Linked DNA regions of Homo sapiens: region 1 is linked to region 2. A link is an interaction called in ENCODE POLR2A ChIA-PET data of the cell type or tissue named here. Cell type or tissue: HCT116. All regions are shown on one strand. Links, peaks and the distances in the headings refer to the core of each region. The heading gives the core; the rest is flanking DNA.

Region 1 (5,396 bases), core at 120-5,119, 96 kb before region 2:
TTTTTCCTTATCTAGCAAAATGAATAATAATAGTATCCATCTCGTATGGTTGGACGATTAATTAGGTAACAGTCACTGACAGCATCCATTTCTCACTGCTATTCATGCTCACGTATCAAAGAGTTATATCTTCTTCCTTCCAATGATGACATTTCTTCTACAACATTCCTGATGAACAGGTCATCTTGCCTAGACTTGACTCTCTTCAAGGTTGGGTGGGCCAGTGTGTGAGAAAATGTGAGTTATTTATGAATGAGTTTAGTTGTATTAAAGGTCGTCCTTATACTGAGCTTATGTTCACCTTTCTATCATTTTAACTATCTGGGGCAATAAAGAATTCACTGAAATCATTTTCTACATTACAGCAACATTTTAAGCCTGTGAAGTCATCTCTTGCATTCCACTTTTATATTTCATCTTGCAGATTAAACATCACAAGTTGTTGTAATCTTTCTTCTAATGTCCTCTGGATCCACTCCACTTTATGAATATTCTTTTAAAAATTTGTTGTCCTAAGCTGATCATGAAAATACAATGGACTCAGATTAGGAAAAACCATCTTGAAAATGAAGAACAAAGTTGGAGGAGTCACACTTCCCAATTCCAAAATTTTGTCCACAGCTTCAATAATCAAGACAGCATGGAACTGGCATAAGAGGAGACATAGATCAATGGAATAGAGTTGAGGGTCCAGAAATAAACCTTAACATGTATGGTCAATTGATTGCTAACAAGGATGTCAGAACAATTAAGTGAGTAAAGAATAGACATTTCAACAAATAATGCTGGAATTAACTGAATATCCACATGCAAAAGAATAAAGTTGAGCGCTTTTCTCACACCACACAGAAAAGTTAACTCCGGGTGGATAATAGACACAAATATATGAGCTAAAGCCATAAAGCTCCTAGAAGAAAACATAGAAGTAAACCTTCATGATCTTAGGTTAGGCAGTGGTTTCTTAGATATGGCACCAAAACACAAGCAACAAAAGAAAAAATAGGTAAGTTAGATCTTACACAATTAAAAACTTTTGTGTAGCAAACAGTACAAAATAGAATGTGAAAAGACAACCTACAGAATGGGAGAAAATATTTGCAGATCATATATTTGATAAGGAATTTGTATTCAGAATAAATAAATAACTCTTAAAAATCACTAATAATAAGATAAATAACTCAATTTAAGATGGGCAAAAGATCCAAATAGACATTTTTTTCAAAGAAGACAAATGGACAAAGTGCATTAGGGAAATTCAAATCAAAACCACAATGAGATACCACTTGACACCCACTAGAGTGGCTATAATAAAAAAGATGAAATTGACAGGTGTTCACAAGAATGTGGAAAAATTCGAAACCTGTTTACATAGCGCTGGTGAGGATGTAAAAGGGTGCCGCAAGGGTGCACTTTGGAAAACTGTCAGTATTCGACAATGTCTAACAATGTTAAACACAGAGTTACTATATGGCCTAGATGTATACCTAAGAGAAATAAAACATATATTGGCATAAAAACTTATAGCTAGGAGCAGTGGCACCCACCTCTAGTCCCAAATACTTGGGAGGCTGAGGCAGGAGGCTCATCTGAGCCCAGGAGTTGGAGACTAGCCTGGGCTATATAGTGAAACTCAATTTCTGAAAAAAAAAAGAAAAGAAAAAGAAACAAAAATCTCTTATATTGATCAATATTCAAATGTTCGTATTAAGTGTGGTCTATCCATACAATGAGGTATTATTCAGCAATAAAAATGAATGAAACACTGACACAGGATAGAAAATGGATGAGCCTCAAAGAATTGTGGTGCGTGAAAGAATCCAGTCACAAAAGACCACATATCGTGTAATTTCATTTATATAAAATATTCAGAATAGGCAGATCTATAGAGATGGGAAGTAGATTAGTGGTTGCTTAGGGGCTGGGTTAGGGGTGAACAGGAAATGACTACTGATGGTTACTGTGTCTTTTTTATAGATGATAAAAGTGCTGGCCAGGCGTGGTGGCTCATGCCTGTAATCCCAGCACTTTGGGAGGCCGAGGCGGGTGGATTACCTGAGATCAGGAGTTCAAGACCAGCCTGGCTAACATGGCGAAACCCCGTCTCTGCTAAAAATACAAAAATTAGCTGGGTGTAGTGGCATGCACCTGTAATCCGAGCTATCCAGGAGACTGAGACAGGAGAATCGCTTGAACCTGGAGGCAGTAAGCCAAGATCGCACCATTGCATTCCAGCCTAGGCGACAGAGCAAGACTCTGTCTCAAAAAAAAAAAAAAAAAAAAGTGCTCTGACGTTATATTATGGTGTTGGTCGCACAACTTTGTGAATATATGAGAAGTCATGGAATTGTATACTTTCAATGAATAAATTATAAGGCATACAAGTTATATCTCAATAAAGCTGTTTGCTAAATTTGGACGTCACTTTTTTTTTAAACAGCTTTGTTGAGGTATAACTCTGGTGTTATACGTTTAGTATTTGTTTGTTCACCTCTATCATAAGCTATATAAGCTATATGTCTCTTAGGACTGGGATCATTTTTATCAATTGTTACACCTCCACTTCCTTGTATAGTACTTTTTGCCCGAATGTTAATTTAAAAATGTTTGTTGAATGATACATTTTAGGCTAAATGAATACAGTTTGCATCAGCATTAGGGTAGACATGTCACATGTAGTCCACTAACCCTCCCCAAGTCTTTTATGTGAGTTGTTGTTAAGCCAGGGCAATTCTATCCTGTACTTGGGCAGAAATTTCTTGAAAAAAATCAAAGTTAAGAGTTTACATTTATTTTAAAATTTTTATCATGTTAGAACCCATCAGTCATTTTAGCCAGTTAAGTGTTTTTTTTTTTTTTTTTTTTTTTTGAGATGGAGTCTTGCTGTTTTGCCCAGGCTGGAGTGCAGTAGTGCGATCTTGGCTCACTGCAACATCTGCCTCCCAGGTTCAAGTGGTTCTCCTGCCTTAGCCTCCCCAGTAGCTGGGGTGACAGGTATGCACCATGTTGCCCAAGTTTTTGCATTATTTAGTAGAGATGGGGTTTCACCACATTGCCCAGGCTGGTCTTGAACTCTTGACGTCAAGTGATCTGCCCGCCTCGGCCTCCAAAGGTGCTGGGATTACAGGCATGAGCCACTGCGCCCAGCCAAGATTTTCTTGGATTTTTTTCTCTGTCATTAAGTGTAGTCTCTATTTCTACCTGCTTTGTACTACAAACCAATTTAAATAAGCATGCTGTCTTTCTCCATAAAAACATTAAACTGTAGAACAATGTTTTTATGGAGAAAAAGAGCTAAAGTCACATGCTGGTGGAGCATAAAACGCTCACTTGAAGAACACCTTGGTAATGGCTCCAGCTAACTGTACCATGACCTAATCCTGTGGCTGGAACCTCTGGGGAGTCTTATCCACCTCCCCAAATCCATTTGACAAGCTCAGGTCCAATACCACTTCTTTCATGGGCTATTCTCTGATCTTCTCAGAATGTCTATCTTCTATTGAATTTGCCACAATATTTTGTTTGTACTACTCTTGAGACATCCCACACAACCTTGAATTATAATTGCTCACATGGGTGTCTCAGCATTTATTCTAGACCATAAGATACTTAAAAGGAGGAATTGTGATTTCTTTGACAGTTTTGTCTCTTAGAATTTAAGGGTGAGGGTGCTTAATAAGTATTAGAAATAACGGATAAGTAAAATATTCAGTGCTATTAAAAATACTATTAAATCTCAACACCTCCAGGGGTTACATATCTGAAAAAAGATATCATACATATCTATATAAATTCTAAAATAAATTGAAATAGTCCATATCAAAAACCCTGCTGGAGTAGGTAACTCTTCACAATCGACTTCAATTATTCATGATATAATTTTTGCAGGCACATCAAAAATTGTATGTTTAGAGGTTAGAGGATGAATCCTCTTACAGTTTTCAAACCAGTCTGTACTAGCTTGAAATGTAATGTTTCTTGCACTTGAATTTTCCCTGCTTTGTGTCTGCCAGTCTTGGCCCAATGCTTGGGTACTTTTTTTATGTTATTGTGGTGCTTACAGGTGTTTTTCCAGCTGTGTTTTTCTATCCTGAGGTTACATCGGAGTATGACATGATCAAACCTCTTCTTTGCACCATGTCACAGAACCACCTTAATGGAAGAGTGGACAATAACTATTGTGGTTTTCTCCTATTTCAGGTGATGGAATGGAACCATGTGTGTACAAAAAGATACAGGAATGTACATATTCAGTTTGCAATATAAAAACATACACTGTGATTGGAGAGGGATTACAACATTCTAATTGCAATTTTTGTCATTTATTCAATAAATATTTCCTGGCTGGGTATGATGGCTCAAAGTGCCTGTAATCCCAGCACTTTGGGAGGCCAAAGCAGGCAAATCACCTGAGGTCAGGAGTTTGAGACCAGCCTGGCCACCATGGTGAAACCCCATCTCTACTAAAAATACACAAATTAGCTGGGTGTGGTGGTGCATGCCTGTAATCTCAGCTACCTGGGAGGCTGAGGCAGGAGAATTGCTTGAACTCGGGAGGCGGAGGTTGCAGTGAGCTGAGATTGCACCACTGCACCCCAGCCTGGGCAACAGAGTGAGACTCTGTCTCAAAACAAACAAACAAACAAACAAACAAATTCCTGAGTGCCTACCATATGCTGATTAAACTGTTCTAGATGTTGGAGATGCAGCTATGGACAAGACAAATACAGTCTCTTCTCTCCAGGAATTTACCTTCTAATGGAGGAGAGAGACAAAAACAACTTTGTACATAAACCTTTTCTGATAGTCATTAAGAAAATAAAGCAACATGGTGTCCAAATTCTAGATTGCTCATTTTAAAGGCTAGGGTGCCTAAAACCACAAGGAACATTTCAGAATTAGTAACATTCATACTTCGTAGAGCTATACTTAGGCTAATAAATGTTTGGTATTGTTGCCTCCCCAACAGCCACCTCAGACCACCTCCTGACTCCAAGTTTCCCTGCTCATCAATCCAAAATTTTGTTGAATATACTACTTCCCCACCCCCAATGGAGCTTAAGGGTTAACCTGAACTCTCTAAACCAATCAGGGCATTCCTACTGTCTTTGATCGTGAGTGTTGTAGGCAGAGACATATAACCCAATCCTTGCTAATGAGACTTGAGGTAGGACCCCAGCTTCCGGAGAGGTTGCCTGGCTCCTAAAAAGAGAAAGATACCGGAAAAGAGATGGACTCTTCTACCACTGGAAATCAGATGGTGTCCTGAGTGACATAAGTGTACTTACAACAGCCATTTTGCAACCATAAAGAAGCCAGTGGGAATACACAGGCTACGTGTCCTCGAAGGCACAGAAGAAAGAAGAGAGAAAACTATATTCTTGATGACACAGTTGAGC
Region 2 (5,396 bases), core at 208-5,207:
GTTAATTTTTTAATTTTTTTTTTGGTAGAGATGGGATTTCACCATGTTGCCTAGGCTGATCTCAAACTCCAGAGCTCAAGCAAACTGCCTGCCTCCCAAAGTGCTGGCATTACAGGTGTAAGGCACTGTACCCGGCCTGTCCTTCCCCTTTGATAACCTGGTTCTCTCTGATCACTCACTCAAATATATACACATAAATCCTTCTGACACAAAAACATTCTCTCCATTCCCATTCTTTTATAAAAGTATCAAGTGTTGAGACCTCCAGTTACAACTCTGTTTTACGAAGCTTCCCAACACCTGTCCAGTAACTCTAATGCAACACCTCGAGGGCCCAGCCTGCCAGGATCTGGAGCTCTGGTCTTCACCCCCAAGACTCTGGAATCCGGGAATATGTCCTTCCCTAGAACATGTGTCTCACTGACTTTAGGGAAATAAGAACCGCCTGGTACTTATTTTTTCAAACCCCCTTAAAAGCAAACTTCCAAAATGCCACATTCCATTATCCCAAAACTCACCTTTAAAGGTAATGGGACATTAATAGATACCAATCGTACAACAAAAAGACAGAAATGCATAAGTAAAGAGTAGACTAGATAAGTGTAAGCCATTCATTGCTACGCCAAGTAAAAATTATGTTTGAGTGAAAAGGTATTTTTTTTTATCATTGGATTCGGTAATGAAGTGACAGGCACGTAAAAATCTTGCCTTTTCTTTATTTCTATTGTACTTACAAGGAGATAAACGTCTGTGTGTTCTGTTTTATTTGTAGTTCCCATTCCAAGATCTCATAAATTATTTATTTTTATTTGGGTTGTGTTGTCTCCTAGGATTTTACTTCAATGTGTTCGCCAGCGTTCTGCTAATTTTTATTTTAAAGGGGAAACATGGACAGAATCTCATTTACATCTAAAGCATGAGCTAACTCCAAATACTATCGCTTCTCCCCGGAACTGGTTTTTAAAATAGCAGGCTGGGCTCTTACTTCAAGCCTGACTCTGTTTTTCCCATCTCAACTTTATGTCTGTGCGATTTGTGAATTGTAAACAACAATCATTCTTTAATGTTCTTAGCGAAATACTTTGGCTGCATTTCAAGCCTTTTATGTATTCTCCTCATGACGTTATCTGTAATTAAGCTTTAGATAATTAACATTTCCCTCAAAATCGGTATCTCTATATCTTTCCCCCTTGTTTGTTACAGAACTTTAAATTAAATTCAGTACTGCTTCCACTCTGTCCTCATCCCTGATCCCAAAGGTCAGCCAAGTTTTAGTTTAGGTTTTTTTTTTTTTTTTTGCATGTAAATAATAAAAGGAGCATGGGTCAAAAAGTAGCATTTGATGTAGTAGTAAAAACCGGGGTTGGAGACTAGGAAAGAAATTGTCTTTATGCAGCTATACTATTCCTTTTTCACTCAAACTACTCTCAAAAGCCTTCTCAGCCAATTAATGGACTAAGGCAGCAGGTGATGGGATGACTGGAGGCGAGGAGCTGATTCAGCCGCACCTCTTAATGTATCCCAGCTACTTTTAGGAGCAGTTTGGCTCGTAGGCTGTTCTCTAGGCTGGAGAGGAGGCATTTTACTGTTCAGAGGTAGTGATAATATGCTGGGAAATAGTTCACACAAACCATTTCACCATTATTTTGTTATTTCAGCTATTAGGAAAATAGATGCTACATTTTACATCTAGATGGCACATATCTCTGTAGGAATTCCAACTCTTACAGAATCCATTTTCCTTTATATCCTTGTAGATGGGGGCGAGTAGTAGCGTGAATGAACCCTGTCTAAAGCATGTGGAAGACGAGGAGGAACGCAAAGCCCTTAACATCGAAGCTATAGGACAAACTGGCTGTATACTTTGCTTGAAGAATTATGAATCATGATAAAAGTAACCTGTAATGCCCCTAGAAATAGGGCTCTTGTTTAATCTCTGCTTAAACATTGACTAAAGACACAATGGCCACATCTAGCAATGTGATTCTGGAGACAGTGCTGCGGTCTGCAACGGGACATGAATGGCCAAGCCAAGCTTGCAAACATGGGATGCTGTGCGTGGGGACAGACCTATGGAGTCTTGCTCTGTTACTCAGGCTGGAGTGCAGTGGCATGATCTTGGCTCACTGCAACCTCCGCCTCCCATGGTCGAGCAATTCTCCTGCCTCAGCCTCCCGGGTGGCTGGGATTACATGTGCCTGCCACCACACCTGGCTGATTTTTGTATTTTTAGTAGAGACGGGGTTTCACTATGTTGGCCAGGCTGGTCTCGAACTCCTGACCTCAGGTGATCCACCTGCCTTGGCCTCCCAAAGTGCTGGGATTACAGGCATGAGCCACTGCACCTGGCCCAGATCATTTTTTAATGAAAGGGGAGTCTACCGTAAAAATTCAACACATGTCTTCAAAAGGGAAAAGGTTATCTTTCACAGAGGGTTTGAATGTAGTTATTAAAAGGTAACAAGCTTAGTACAACAGGAAATGAATTAGGGATGTTTTAGTCACACAAAGTAAATAATGATTCACGTTTACTAGGGAAGAAGCTGGAAACCTTTAGTATTTAAGACTGCAGGTGGGGTACTAAGTGCCTCATTACAATTATAAGTGGTTGATGCTGGGAAACCATCCTTCTAAAGAGGGTCAAGACCACTTTCTGCCTCTCTAGACACAGATAACCAAGAAGGTTGTAAAGACTGCTATTTGTAGAGAAATAGCAAAGCCAGCAATCTATTCTTACCAATGCTCTTTAAGAGCTCAGGTCTCCCATACTCAATCACCTAGTACATATTTCCACTGCATATGGTGACAGAATAATGTGTATAATATATGTAGCAGGGAGCCATGGACTGAATGTGTGTGTACCCCAAAAACTCATGTTGAAATTTAATCCCCAATGTGATAGTATTTGGAGGTGAGGCCTTTGAAAGGTGATTGGGTCACAAGGGCTCATGCATGGGATTAGTGTCTTATAAAAGAGACAAGGAATTGTCCTCTCCCTTCCACTATATGAGGATACAACAAGAAGGCGCCATCTCTGAACCAGGAAGCTGCACCAGACACTGATTCAGTTGGTGCCTGACCTTGGACTTCCCAGTCTCTAGAATTGTAAGAAATAAATTTCTGTTGTTTATATGCAGGCCAATCTATAGTATTTCTGTTATAGTAGCCCTAATGGACTAAGATACAGGATTTCCATTTGAACCAGAGTTGTGCTCAAACTAGTATTCCGAATACTGTGCAATGCTGGGAAAGGGTCCCCTTTTGAGAGTGACCAAGAGGTCCCCTGGACAAAAATATTGAAGGGAAAAGGAGATGCACAAGAAGAGGCCCTCGGTGAGGGACACCACTTCCGTGGATAGCAAGGTGCCTGTCACACCTGGTAAGATTTGCCTACGGTCCTAACTTTGTCTATGGTACTTACATGTTGTACAGCAAATTTGTCAATGGCAATCAATACAATGCTGTCACCTTCACATGCGATAGATAGTAGGGCTATGCAAAAACCTATATTTTGTTTTTCAAAAATTATCTTGCTTGAAAACTAGTGAAATCTACACGAGAAAAAATCCAAGAAATTTATTTATTAGAGCCACAAACCCAGAGGTTATTAATGAAACAAAAATGTTTTCTGCCCAGGCATTTCATACTGAAGCTGAAACAGCATGAAAATAAATGTAGGGTGTGGTGGCTCACACCTGTAATCCCAGCACTTTGGGAGGCTGAGGTGGGCGGATCACCTGAGGTCGGGAGTTCAAGACCAGCCTGGCCGACATGGAGAAATCCTGTCTCTACTAAAAATACAAAATTAGCTGGGCGTGGTGGCACATGTTTGTAATTCCAGCTACTCGGGAGGCTGAGGCAGGAGAATTGCTTGAACCTAGGAGGCAGAAGTTGCAGTAAGCCGAGATCGCGCCACTGCACTCCAGCCTGGGCAACAAGAGCAAAACTCCGTCTCCAAAAAAAAAAAAAAAAAGAATGTAGCATATTTAGAGCAGCAGATTTTTGTTTCTTTAAATGTTGTCCTCTTAAAGATATGAACATGTCCAGGCCAGTTATTCTCCCACAGACAGGATTTAGAGGGAGCTGTGTTTTCCATGGTGAAAATATCCAGATTCATCAAAAGAATAAAAAAAGCTCACAACTAGCTAAGCTCAAACCTTCAAGGGAATGACATGTGGAATTCCTCAAATGTTTACATTCAGAGTTCCAAAGATAGATATACTGTCTGCATAATTTGGTAAATACTTCTTTTGTAAAGTAAATATAATTTTTATTCTGAAAAACTTAATGACAGAGTTTTCCTCAAGGAAATTTTGGATTTAAAAATCCTTATTTAAGATAGCCAGTTTTATTTTTTCCTTTTTTTTTTTTCATAAAGTTGCAGGGCTGGGCGTGGTGAGTCACGCCTGTAATCCCAGTACTTTGGAAGGCTGAGGCTGGTGGATCACCTGAGGTCAGGAGTTCAAGACCAGCCTGGCCAACATGGTGAAACCCCATCTCTACTAAAAACACAAAAATTATCTGGGCATGGTGGCGCATGCCTGCAATCCCAGCTACTCGGGAGGCTGAGGCAGAAGGATTGCTTGAACCTGGGAGGCGGAGGTTGCAGTGAGCCAAGATCGCACCACTGCACTCCAGCCTGGGCGACAAAGAGAGAGTCCATCTCAAAAAAAAAAAGGTTGCAAAGTAGTCCTTAATTCAGATTACTGCTGGGAGATTTGATAAATAGGTGAACACAGCACTATGGTTAATACCGTTTGAATTGTACATGTATGAAATAAAAATATTACTCATTCCTCACAGTTATGGGTCGACTGGTTGGTATATAAAGCTAGTGTGAATGCAGGGCTGGACTGATCAGCTTCTTAGTTGGGCAGTGGTAGGCTGCACAGAACTGTGTCCTCCATGACCTATAATGAGTCCCGCTTTCTTGTGTTTGGGTGGCAACCACCCTAGAGGGGCCCAGAGGGCCCAGAGGGTAAGTAAGGACACTCATGCATAGTGCATGAACTTCTGTTAAAATAAGACAATGAAGATAAAGGATATGCTTCTGAGGCTGATGATACAGTTCTGAGACTGATATGCTCTCAATTTAAGTCTCAAACAAAGGAACTACTGTACTGTCCAGTTTAAATCAGATGCCAAGAAACTACAGATTCAACTCCCCCAGGACTCATACATGAATCTTAAGGTAATGGAGCTAAAATAAAACAGCAAGTAAACACTAAATGGTTGTTTTACAAAAACATTGGCAAGACCAACGTTTTGGGGTTTTGTAGCTTCTCCATTATAGAAGGTAGTCTTATTTTTTATGGGAAGAAGAGTATGTGGGAGATCAAATGTTTTAAGGTGATTGTTGCAATTGGTTTGCATATGGGGCAGACACAGCCTGTAGC

What was found. Peaks named below come from ENCODE experiments on the same cell type or tissue, not always from the same donor. Only the 100,000 strongest peaks of a DNase experiment are listed, where the experiment ranks them.
Region 1: POLR2A ChIA-PET joins it to region 2 with 5 read pairs; 2 of 35 experiments call an interaction of 5 or more read pairs at or near these places.

The regions. Positions count from the first base shown.
Region 1 is chr6:148,226,604-148,231,999 of GRCh38, reverse strand. It overlaps a transcript of SASH1 not described here. Among named protein-coding and RNA genes, the nearest start is that of SASH1, 110 kb to the left of the region's middle. In HCT116, for the core only: no CTCF peak of the experiment used is centred there; no DNase peak of the experiment used is centred there.
Region 2 is chr6:148,130,500-148,135,895 of GRCh38, reverse strand. No RefSeq gene overlaps it. Among named protein-coding and RNA genes, the nearest start is that of SASH1, 210 kb to the left of the region's middle. In HCT116, for the core only: no CTCF peak of the experiment used is centred there; a DNase peak (open chromatin) is centred at 2,497.